Linked DNA regions of Homo sapiens: region 1 is linked to region 2. A link is an interaction called in ENCODE POLR2A ChIA-PET data of the cell type or tissue named here. Cell type or tissue: GM12878. All regions are shown on one strand. Links, peaks and the distances in the headings refer to the core of each region. The heading gives the core; the rest is flanking DNA.

The links. Peaks named below come from ENCODE experiments on the same cell type or tissue, not always from the same donor. Only the 100,000 strongest peaks of a DNase experiment are listed, where the experiment ranks them.
Region 1: POLR2A ChIA-PET joins it to region 2 with 5 read pairs; 1 of 35 experiments calls an interaction of 5 or more read pairs at or near these places.

What each region holds. Positions count from the first base shown.
Region 1 is chr6:26,499,345-26,504,319 of GRCh38, reverse strand. It overlaps BTN1A1 (butyrophilin subfamily 1 member A1), which reads right to left and starts at 4,017. Exons shown (of 8, transcript NM_001732.3): 1 at 3,962-4,017; 2 at 2,955-3,090; 3 at 2,383-2,730. The coding sequence starts at 3,033. The region is part of intron 1 of LOC107986583 (a long non-coding RNA gene); the gene reads left to right. RefSeq lists an enhancer at 2,599-2,728. In GM12878, for the core only: no CTCF peak of the experiment used is centred there; a DNase peak (open chromatin) is centred at 1,939; H3K4me3 peaks cover 1,393 bases.
Region 2 is chr6:26,174,038-26,179,012 of GRCh38, reverse strand. No RefSeq gene overlaps it. Among named protein-coding and RNA genes, the nearest start is that of H2BC6-AS1, 3.8 kb to the right of the region's middle. RefSeq lists an enhancer at 3,244-3,293. In GM12878, for the core only: a CTCF peak has its summit at 3,429 (motif pointing left); no DNase peak of the experiment used is centred there; H3K4me3 peaks cover 316 bases; H3K27ac peaks cover 855 bases.

The DNA of each region.
Region 1 (4,975 bases), core at 875-3,374, 330 kb before region 2:
TAGTGGTCTAGGCTGAGAGCATTATGAGAAGACTTTGGTGGGGAGGAGGAGAAATAGGACTGGGTATTTAAGGATGAACAGAGGAATATCCTTGAGGAGAGGATTGGCGATTCTTTGGCTTGAGATTATAGTTGACAATTTAAGCTTTCTTTATCTATGATGTTGATTCAGAAATTTTCTTAAATGGTCTCAACTTCATATTCCCTCACATAATTGTGGCCTGTTATATATAAACATAAAGCTGCTTTTCTTGTGTGTTTAGCCTATTTTTTTCTGTAATTCCACATGGTACAGAAAAACACTGAGCTGCATAAAAGAGCTCTTAAACACATTTCCACAACCACTGGTTAAAATCCACATTCCAAGAATGTGTGTATATACAAGAATATATATTCTTTTCATGGAAGGAGCTGCCACTTTCAGCAGATTCTCAAGGGTGTCTGCCACTCATAAAAGGTAACACATTTTATGCCATCAAATTTCTATGTTTTTATAATCAAGCTTTAAGATACTTCTTCCCTAAAAACAAAATGTCAAAATTTGAATTATACATGATGCTGCAACTGGGGGACCCTGTTGTGAAGCAGGGACCCACATTTCACCCAAGTATTTTTCAAACTTTATATTTACTTGAATATATATCTATGTATATATATATATAATATATGCATATAGATTTAGATAATATATACATATATGATATATATGTGAAAGGCAATATGTTTGTATATTATATGTTTTAGATCAGTTTAAGGCACAGTATAGTATCTAATAAGTCTATAATGTTTTTAGAATTGGCGAGGTCATTTCTCATATATTGTCTAATTTTATTTTATTCTTTTTTTTTTTGTTAGAGACGAGTCTCACTCTGTTGCCCAGGCTGGAGTGCAGTAGTGCAGTCTCAGCTCACTGCAACCTCTGCCTCCCAGGTTCAAGCGATTTTCCTTGAGTAGCTGGGATTACAGGTATGACCCAGCTAATTTCTTTTTGTATTTTTAGTAGAGATGGGGTTTTGCCATGTTGGCCAGGCTGGTCTTGAATATCCTGATCAAAAGTGAGTCACCCGCCTTGGCCTCCCAAAATGCTGGGATTACAGGCGTGAGACACCACATCCCACTTTTTTTTTTTCTTTTTTTGACAGCACACTCTATTGTCCAGGCTGGAGTGCAGTGGCAACCATCAGCTTACTGTAACCTTGAATTTCTTGGCTCAAGAGATCCTCCTGCCTCTGCTTCCCAAAGCGCTGAGATTATAGGAGTTGGCCACTGGTCCCAGACTATTTTATTCTTGAAAAATAATCTTAGATAAAAACATCCTCAGTTTTACAGTAAAAATCAGAAAGAGATTTGCTTGATGTCATTCACTAGGAATTGAGAAAGTCAGACCTCAATGCGTACTTTCCTCCTCAAAGCTTATTATTTTCTTTATTGTTTCCCTTTGAATTCTGGCTTGAAGCAAAAAAGGGAACAAGAACAGAATCTTTTCTATATGAATCAGGAATGTGACAAACCGCCATGCTCTCTAATCTTAGGATGTCAGTCTTTAGAAACTAATCCATAAGCCAGCCTTAAAGTGTGTGGTATGCTCACCACAGCCATAAGATGTGTAATGGTGAGAAATACAATTTAAATGTACAATTCAGGGACTCGATGAAGTAAATTATGGTGTACTTGTATAAAAGAATGTTATATAACTCTTATATGTATTTAATTATTTCATGAAGAAATGCTTACCCTATTATTGAAAAAGGGCTGGAGATAATTGAAATAAAGTTCTACAATAAAGACATTGCACTGTTCTCTCCATGTTCAACTCAAAACCCTTTCTCACTGATTTCCTACTGTAGGACCTTCAGTACCTTCTAGCTGTGGAGTCCTAATCAGGGGAAAACAAAGAGATAAGGCAGATAAGCTGCAAGTCTGCCTTTCTTCATGGTCCAGTACACAGCCCTCCTGTGCAAATAACTCACAGTCATCCTTCCTGTGTCCAACTATCACCAAACACCTGCAAGTTAGCTCACTGCAACCTTTGCCTTATAGATACTGCACAAAGCCATCTTCAACAGACAGCATAAAAACTATTCTATAAATTATCCAGCAAGCCTTTGTTTCCTGGCAGTCAGCTTCTCTTTTGCTGATCCTGCCTTTTGCCTCCTCGAAAAGTATTTTCATACTTTTAAAAGTAAATCTGCCTTTCTTTACAACTGTCTTGGTAAATTCTTTTACCCCCCCTCGCCTCCCGCCCAGATAGTCGTCCCTCCCCGGCGACATCAACCTAAAAGAGATTTTGAGAATGAATCTGATGGTTTCCAAAGTAACTGATCCATACGAAAGTGTATACAGCAGGGGAGTCGTCGGAGAAAGTCAAAACCCGTCTACTCACCAGCCACCTTCAGATGCACCAGGGCTTCTTCGTAGCTTCCATCCTCCCTGAAAAAGCACGTGTACTCCCCGTCGTCAGAGACTCTGACGCCACGGATCCTCAAGGCCACGCGCCCCTTGGCGATGCCGTCCTGGACCAGCGTCGCCCGCCCGCGGTACTCGGGCATCTGCTCGGCTTCCTGCTCGCGCCCGTCCCTATGCACCAGCACGGCCGGCGAAACCTTCTTTCGGAACCAGCGTAGCTCCAAGTGCTCGGCGCTCGCGTTCGGAGACAGGCGACAGGGCAGCTCGGCGTCCTCACCCACAACGGCCAGGATGGGCTCCGGGGGTCCAATCACGTCAAAGGGAGCTGCCGAAAAACGAGCGGGATCAGACGGGATGTGGAGATGGGAACTACGGACAGACACCGACCAGATTCCCGCCAAAGCGCAGTGCCCCGCGCTCTCTTACTCCTTTGACAGCTGAGTTTGTCTGGATCCAGTGGAGGTCTCCAGGGAGAGCCAAGTGGGATTGTTTATTTTACATTTATTGATATATTTCAACTATGCAGCCCAGAGAGAGAGAGAGACTTACCTGAATCCAGTTTGGGCAGCTGGAGGAGAATGAGGGTGAGCAGACATCTGGGGAGACCGGAGCTTGGGAAAACTGCCATCTCCCACCCTTCTGGAGCAGCAAGATAACTGATGTGAGTCCCCTCAGGAGCTTCAGCCTAGGAGATGAATGGACAGGAGACAACTACCGGCTCTGTCAACCCTCCGCTTTCCAAAGTCCTCTCTACAGTTCTTTCCAGCTGCAAGTGTTCTGGTCATTTGCCCCTGAAACCTCCTCTCAGCCTCCATCCCCAGTATGGATTTTTAGTTTACACTGTGGTTATCACCTTCCCACCCACTACTCTAACTCTAAAACTTAGGAGAAGGGAACTGTGAGGCATAACACTCATTAGTTGGTTGCATATCGATGAACAAATCTTGGAATCACTGCACTAAAAAAAAAGTCTCCTTTTTATTTATTTATTTATTTATTTTTGAGACAGTCTTGCTCTGTTGCCCAGCTTGGAGTGCAGTGGCATGATCTCGGCTCAATGCAACCTCAGCCTCCTGGGTTCAAGCGATTGTTCTGCCTCAGCCTCCGGAGTAGCTGGGACTACAGGCGCGCACCACCATGCCCCGCTATTTTTTGTATTTTCAGTAGAGACGGAGTTTCACCACGTTGGCCAGGCTGGCCTCGAACTCCTGACCTCGTGATCCACCCGCCTTGGCCTCCCAAAGTGCTGGGATTACAGGCGTGAGCCACCGTGCCTGGCCAAAGTCTTTTTTCAAATACAAGAATTTGGTATTTGCTTTTGGCAATGATAATAAAGATAAGGGTATAAAGGCAGAAATGGAGTCCAAGGAAATGAATTGGAGAAGAGAGAAAAGATGGGAGGAGATGGAGCAAGAAGCAGGAGCTGAAGCAAGCAAAAGGGCTTGAAGAGTAGAGGGCCTAGGACCAAGGAGAAAGGAGCTGGAGGGAGAGAAGTATGCTATGCCCCTCTGGCTGCTCACTCCCTCAGGGAGCTGAGAGTAACCACACATACTGACCTGGGTGATCTTGGAGAAAAAGGCACAAGAGGCCACTGCTACCAAGTGAGAAAGCTGGCTGTGGCCCCCGGGGCAAAAGTTAAAAGCCAGCAGGAAAAGGAAGCGGGAGGTGCTCTCAGGAAAGCCTGCCTCCAGGTGGCCTGGTATATTCACTCTGAGGAAAAAAAAAAGGGAGATGAAAAGTTTTTCAGAGAGATGGAAAACTGGATTTGTGGTCTTCAGCTCAGAAATCAAGATATGCATTGATGAGCTGGACCAAATGAAAGGCAGAAAAGAGAAAAAGAGAAGAGAGGCAAGGAAACACACAAATGAGATGTGATGGCTTCAGCCAGTTATTTCCTCTTTCCAAGCCTCAGTTCTTTGATCTCTAAAATGGTAATAATATTGATCATACCTTTCTTGAAGAGGTGTTGGGAGGATTAAGTGAGATTAAGCAGGTAAAGTGCTTAGCACATAGTAGGAACTCAGCGGAGGATAAATTGTTATTCTATTATTATTTCTGCGGGTTGAAAAATGAAAGCCCAGAGGCCAAGGTAGCAGTAGCCTCTGTCTATAGCCATCTTCGTTATTGGAGCGTCCGTCCACCTTAGGTGCTGTGTCTGTTGGAACAACTCCATTAAAGGCCAGTCTTAAGGGTAGGCTGTGAATTCTGTTTACAGGGCCCAAAAGTTGCCTCCCTGACAATTATTTCTTTTGAAGCAACTCATCATGAGGCCTACAATTCCTTAATTTATACTAAACCTACCTCTCATTGTTATGAAAAAATTTAAAAATACAGAAAAATATTTTTATAAAATGGAGGTCACACTTAATCTACTAACTAATGATAGCCTCAATTCACATTTTGGCATAGTCCTTCCAAGATTTATTTTATGCTTATGTATATCATAAAAGCAATCAATTAGACTTTTTGTGTAACTCAAAATATTGTTAATAGTTGTATAATTGCCATGATTGTGGGACATTTGGGATTTTTTTCCTATTGTAAATAATACACTTTATATATAAGTCTTT
Region 2 (4,975 bases), core at 1,031-3,530:
GTATTCAAGCAATTCTTCTGCCTCGGCCTCCTCAGTAACTGGAGTTGCATGCACATGCCACCATGCCTGGCTAATTTTTATATTTTAGTAGAGATGAGGTTTCACCATGCTAGCCAGGCTGCTCTCGAATTGCTCACCGCAGGTGATCCGCCCACCTTGGCCTCCCAAAGTGCTGGGATTACAGGTGTGAGCCACCACTCTTCGTCGGGCCTGATTAATCTTTTAAAGATATTTTGATTGCTATTGATGATAAGAACTTTAAAAACAAAATCCTATGAATTAAATCTGTTCATTTTTTCCTGGAAATTATGTAGAGATGGATTAGTGAATTTTAATCTTATTAGATTAGTTGCCTTCATTGATAAGATAAATTGCATGAATTTCTTTTTTAAATAATTCAACCAACACACAGATAAAGCATCAGTAATGAAAATTTTCAGTGTTAATTCAGGTAGGATTTGGTTGTTTAAGTTAAAGAAACAAAATGAATGACAACCCTACAGAAATGTTAAGATCGAAGAGGGCTGGAATTTTTGCTTGTTTTGTCCATTGATGTATATCTAGCACTTAGAATAGTGCCTGCCACATAGTACATTCACATAAACATGTGAAAGGTGGCAGAATATTCCAGATTACAATATGCCATTGTGGCATAAGGATTATTTTGAGCTAAAGGGACTTAAAAACAGCAGATGCAAGAAGGATGCTCTTGCAGCAGGACAAGCCGGAGACAAAACCTCTCAGACACCGAGTTGTAAAAGGAAGGGCTTTATTCAGCTGGGAGCATCGGCAAACTACTGCCTTAAAATCCGAGCTCTCTGAGTGCACAATTTCTGTCCCTTTTAAGGACTCACAACACTAAAGATTATACATGAAAGGGTCGTAATTGATTTGAGCAAGCAGGGGTTACGTGACAGGGGCTGCATGTACTGGTGGTCAGAGAGAAACAGAACAGGGCAGGGAGTTTCACAATGTTCTTCTATACAATGTCTGGAATCTATGAATAACATCGGTTTCTAAGTTATGAGTTGATTTTTAACTACTGGGTTTAGGCCAGGCAGGCCCAGGCCTGGTTTCAGGCCTGGCGCCGGGCTGCCTGTCTTTGGTTTTACTTCCTTGTTGTTTTTTCTTAAAACAGGTACTGAGTATAAAACAATATAAAATAATATGAGAGGGTCTTTCTCTTCCTTCACTCTGATCTCCCATTTTTCTTCCTAGGAGATAAAACCTCCCTATAGAAGATGTCCTCCCTGGCTGGGTGCAGTGGCTCATGCCTGTAATCCCAGCACTTTGGGAGACTGAAGCAGGCAAATCATGAGGTCAAGAGATCGAGACAAAAATTAGCTGGGCATGGTGGCGCGTGCCTGTAGTCCCAGCTACTTGGGAGGCTGAGGCAGGAGAATCGCTTGAACCACGCTTGGCTAATTTTAGTCGTTTTAGTAGAGATGGGGTTTCATCATATTGGCCAGGATGGTCTGGATCTCATGACCTTGTGATCTGCCCGCCTCAGCCTCCCAAAGTGCTGGGATTACAGGCCTGAGCCACCATGCCTGACCCATGAGTCTTATTTAAATCACATATGATGAAGGGTGGTTTTTGCAATAAGCCATTTTTGGAACAAAAGAAGGTGGGGAGGATTTTGCTAACCATTGCTGTTTTTTTTATCACAGAGCTCAGATAAAGGTCAATAGGCCATTGAACACTGCCTAAAAAATAGGCAAAATTAAAATGAAAAATAATATCAATATTATCAGTTGCAATCAATGACATATCATTTAAATCTCACTGGGTCCGATGTTTAAAAAAATAAAAATGTAAAAGATTAAATACATTTGGTTTTATTTTAATGTAATCAGAAATTACTGACATATATTATTTAAAGCAATATATGTTGGATATAATGAAAATTGCCTGTCTAGTCATATTTCCTGAATCCCAATTGCTCTTAACTCTTCTGAGGTAGTAATCACTTGATGATGAGCTGAAGGGTGTTACCTGGACCACAGGATCATTACTTTAAAAACAAAATTGGCTACTATGCTTACAAATAAGTAGATTTCTCTGATAGAAATTTTTCCCATAAAAGTTCTCTCCAGCTCCAAGAACAGTGATTTTTTTTCATGTTTACCTACAACAAAACTCAAAAATGATGCAAGATATTAAATTAAATGGAATATATCCAAGGTATTTTGCTATATGGTTGCAATTTCACGGAATTTTATAAGTTTTATTTTGCCTTTCAAAAAAAAAAGTAAATGTCAGTTTTTGAACATGAACAGTATTTTATCTTTTTATGATTTTTTTTAATTGAAGCAAAAATATATGTAATAATGTGCCTTAGAGAGTACTCCTGTTATTTGGGCCTGAAAACAAATCATGCGTGGATTTAAAAAGATAATAATAATAATAATAATAATAATAAAGAAGATGAGGGACAAATATCCCTGGAAAATAAATGTTTACCAAGACAGCGCTAGTTTAGCAATATTAATATCAGAGAAAATATTAAAGCAAAGGTGTTCATAGGGATAGAGAGGGACACTGTAAGGACTCTTATCTGCAATGTGGAAAAGAAGATATTCTGGAAAACTCTATTGAAGCAATACACCTATGAACTAGAGAAACTACAACCAACAAACTAGTACTTAGTTACTCAATTAACAAAAAAACACAAGGGGCCAGGCTCGGTGGCTCATGCCTGTAATCCCAGAACTTTGGGAAGTCAAGGCGGGTGAATCACTCAAGGTCAGGAGTTGGAGACCAGCTTGGCCAACATGGTGAAACCCCATCTCTACTAAAAATACAAAAATTAGCTGAGCATGGTGGTGCGCGCCTGTAATCCAAGCTACTCAGGAGGCTGAGGCAGGAGAATCGCTTGAACCTGGGAAGTGGAGGTTGCAGTGAGCCGAGATCATGCCACTGCAGTCCAGCTTGGGCGACAGCTCAAGACTCTTGTCTCAAACACACACACATCCCAAAGAAAAAAAAAGCAAAAAAAAAAAACCCACAAGGGAAATTCCCAGAAACCATCCAGAACAATAAAATTTAGAAGCTGAAACTAGGGTGACAAATAGGACATCTTTGGTTCTCTGGGGGCAAATACCATTAATCAGGATTATGAGCTCTGGGAATTAAAAGTCTGCCCCCTGGGGAATAGAATTCTAGGCTCTTAAACAAAAGTGAAGACATAGCATAAAGCCAGAATGGTTTGAAAAAGGGGTAGACTGGAGAAAAAAAAGGAAAAAAGAAGAAAAAAACTCGTAAACATCTCTGGGATAAAACCTTGTTTGTCTCTACAGGACTCTGACTCTGAGGAGGTGGATGGAGAAAATTGGCCCCAAAGATTTAACCCTAAGTATAAATGAAGTCTTGAGTTCCAGTGAAGAAGGCCTGAAATTAAACTGACTCGGGCTTATAGTGCCCCCTTGTGCCTGATGAAGACAAAACAAATCCCTACAGGAAGAAAGTATCTTGAACCCAAGTTCTCTACATCTACACACATTATCTATTTATGGAGCAATCATTTACTGAACACCTATTATATGCCAGACACTCTGTCAGGAACTTAGGATGTTTAAATATAAGTTCATAACAAATGTCACAAAATCGAAGAAAAACAGACACTATGGAGAGTTTGGCTTATAAGCAAAGAGCCTTCTATTTCCTCCTAGATCCCTAGGCAAACAAAGGATTTCAGATATTGAAATGATTAGATACAGACTATAAAAATCACTATTTACTGAAAGTTTAATGAAATAAAAAATAGAATAATAAAACAATCAAGGACCAAGGGATAATCAAAACCAAGTACATTTGAAAAAGAACAAAATAGAACTTTGCTATACTCCATAATGATAAAATAAAAATCCAAAAATAAGATGTAACATTCAAAACCTTATATGCACTTGACTACAGAACCACTACTATGTCAATAAATAACTGACAGAATTAGAAGGAGAATTTCAAATTTACAATTGTAGGGTAACCTTTCAATATTCTGTATGAGTGTTAGATTCTCATATTACAAGCAAAGAAAAATGCTAATGGTTTTCTAGGATTTGAACAAGACAATAAGCAAATTTGATCTATGATTACCTTCATTTGACACAGAAAACATCCCTTCTTTTTTTCAAAGCACACGTTGGACAATTTCAAAACAAATTAACCCTGGTTTCAGAAAGTTACAGAAATTAAGGAACATAACTACAAAAAGGGAGATATAAAGAATGACAAGAGAATGCTGTGTAACTTTTACAAAAAATTAAACTCAGTGGAAAATAATTTTCAAGAAAAAGAAGAAAATAGACAAGCTGACTAAACAAATTATGATTATGAAAATAAGGTAGGCAGTTAAAAAATATTTTCTACGTCCTTCCACCCAAATGCTGCCAAGTCCGGTCAGATATTCCAAGTTTTAGTGAATTTATGAGGAATAGATTATCTCTTTTTTTTTTTTTTTTTTTCTGAGATGGTTCTCGCTACGTTGCCTAGGCTGTAGCGCAGAAGCTATACACAGGCATGATGGCAGCACACTACAGTCTCCAATTCCTGGGCTCAAGTGGTCCTTCTGCTTCACCTCCTGAGTAGCTGGGACTACAGGGACGTGCCACCTCACTTGGCATGATACCTATTTCACAGAATCTGTTACTATAGAAAAACAGCTCTCCTACTCACTTTTTTCTTGTAAAATTGTATAACATTATTAGCAAAACTGGAGAATACAAATTTTAAAAAGGAAGGAAGAGAGAAAGAAGAAAAAAACAAAATTATAGTTTTGTCTCACTAATGAACATTCATTTTTGTTTTTTAGAAAAAAATGCCTATTATGAGAAAAAATGGAAACCAGGAGAAATTGCAGAGACCATGTTATTTAAATAAATAGCTGATTATATAGGGTTTATTCTAAGAATAGAAGGAAGTTTAGTATTCTAAATCTGCCAGTTTAAGAAATTAATAAAGGAAGGCCCAGAGCAGT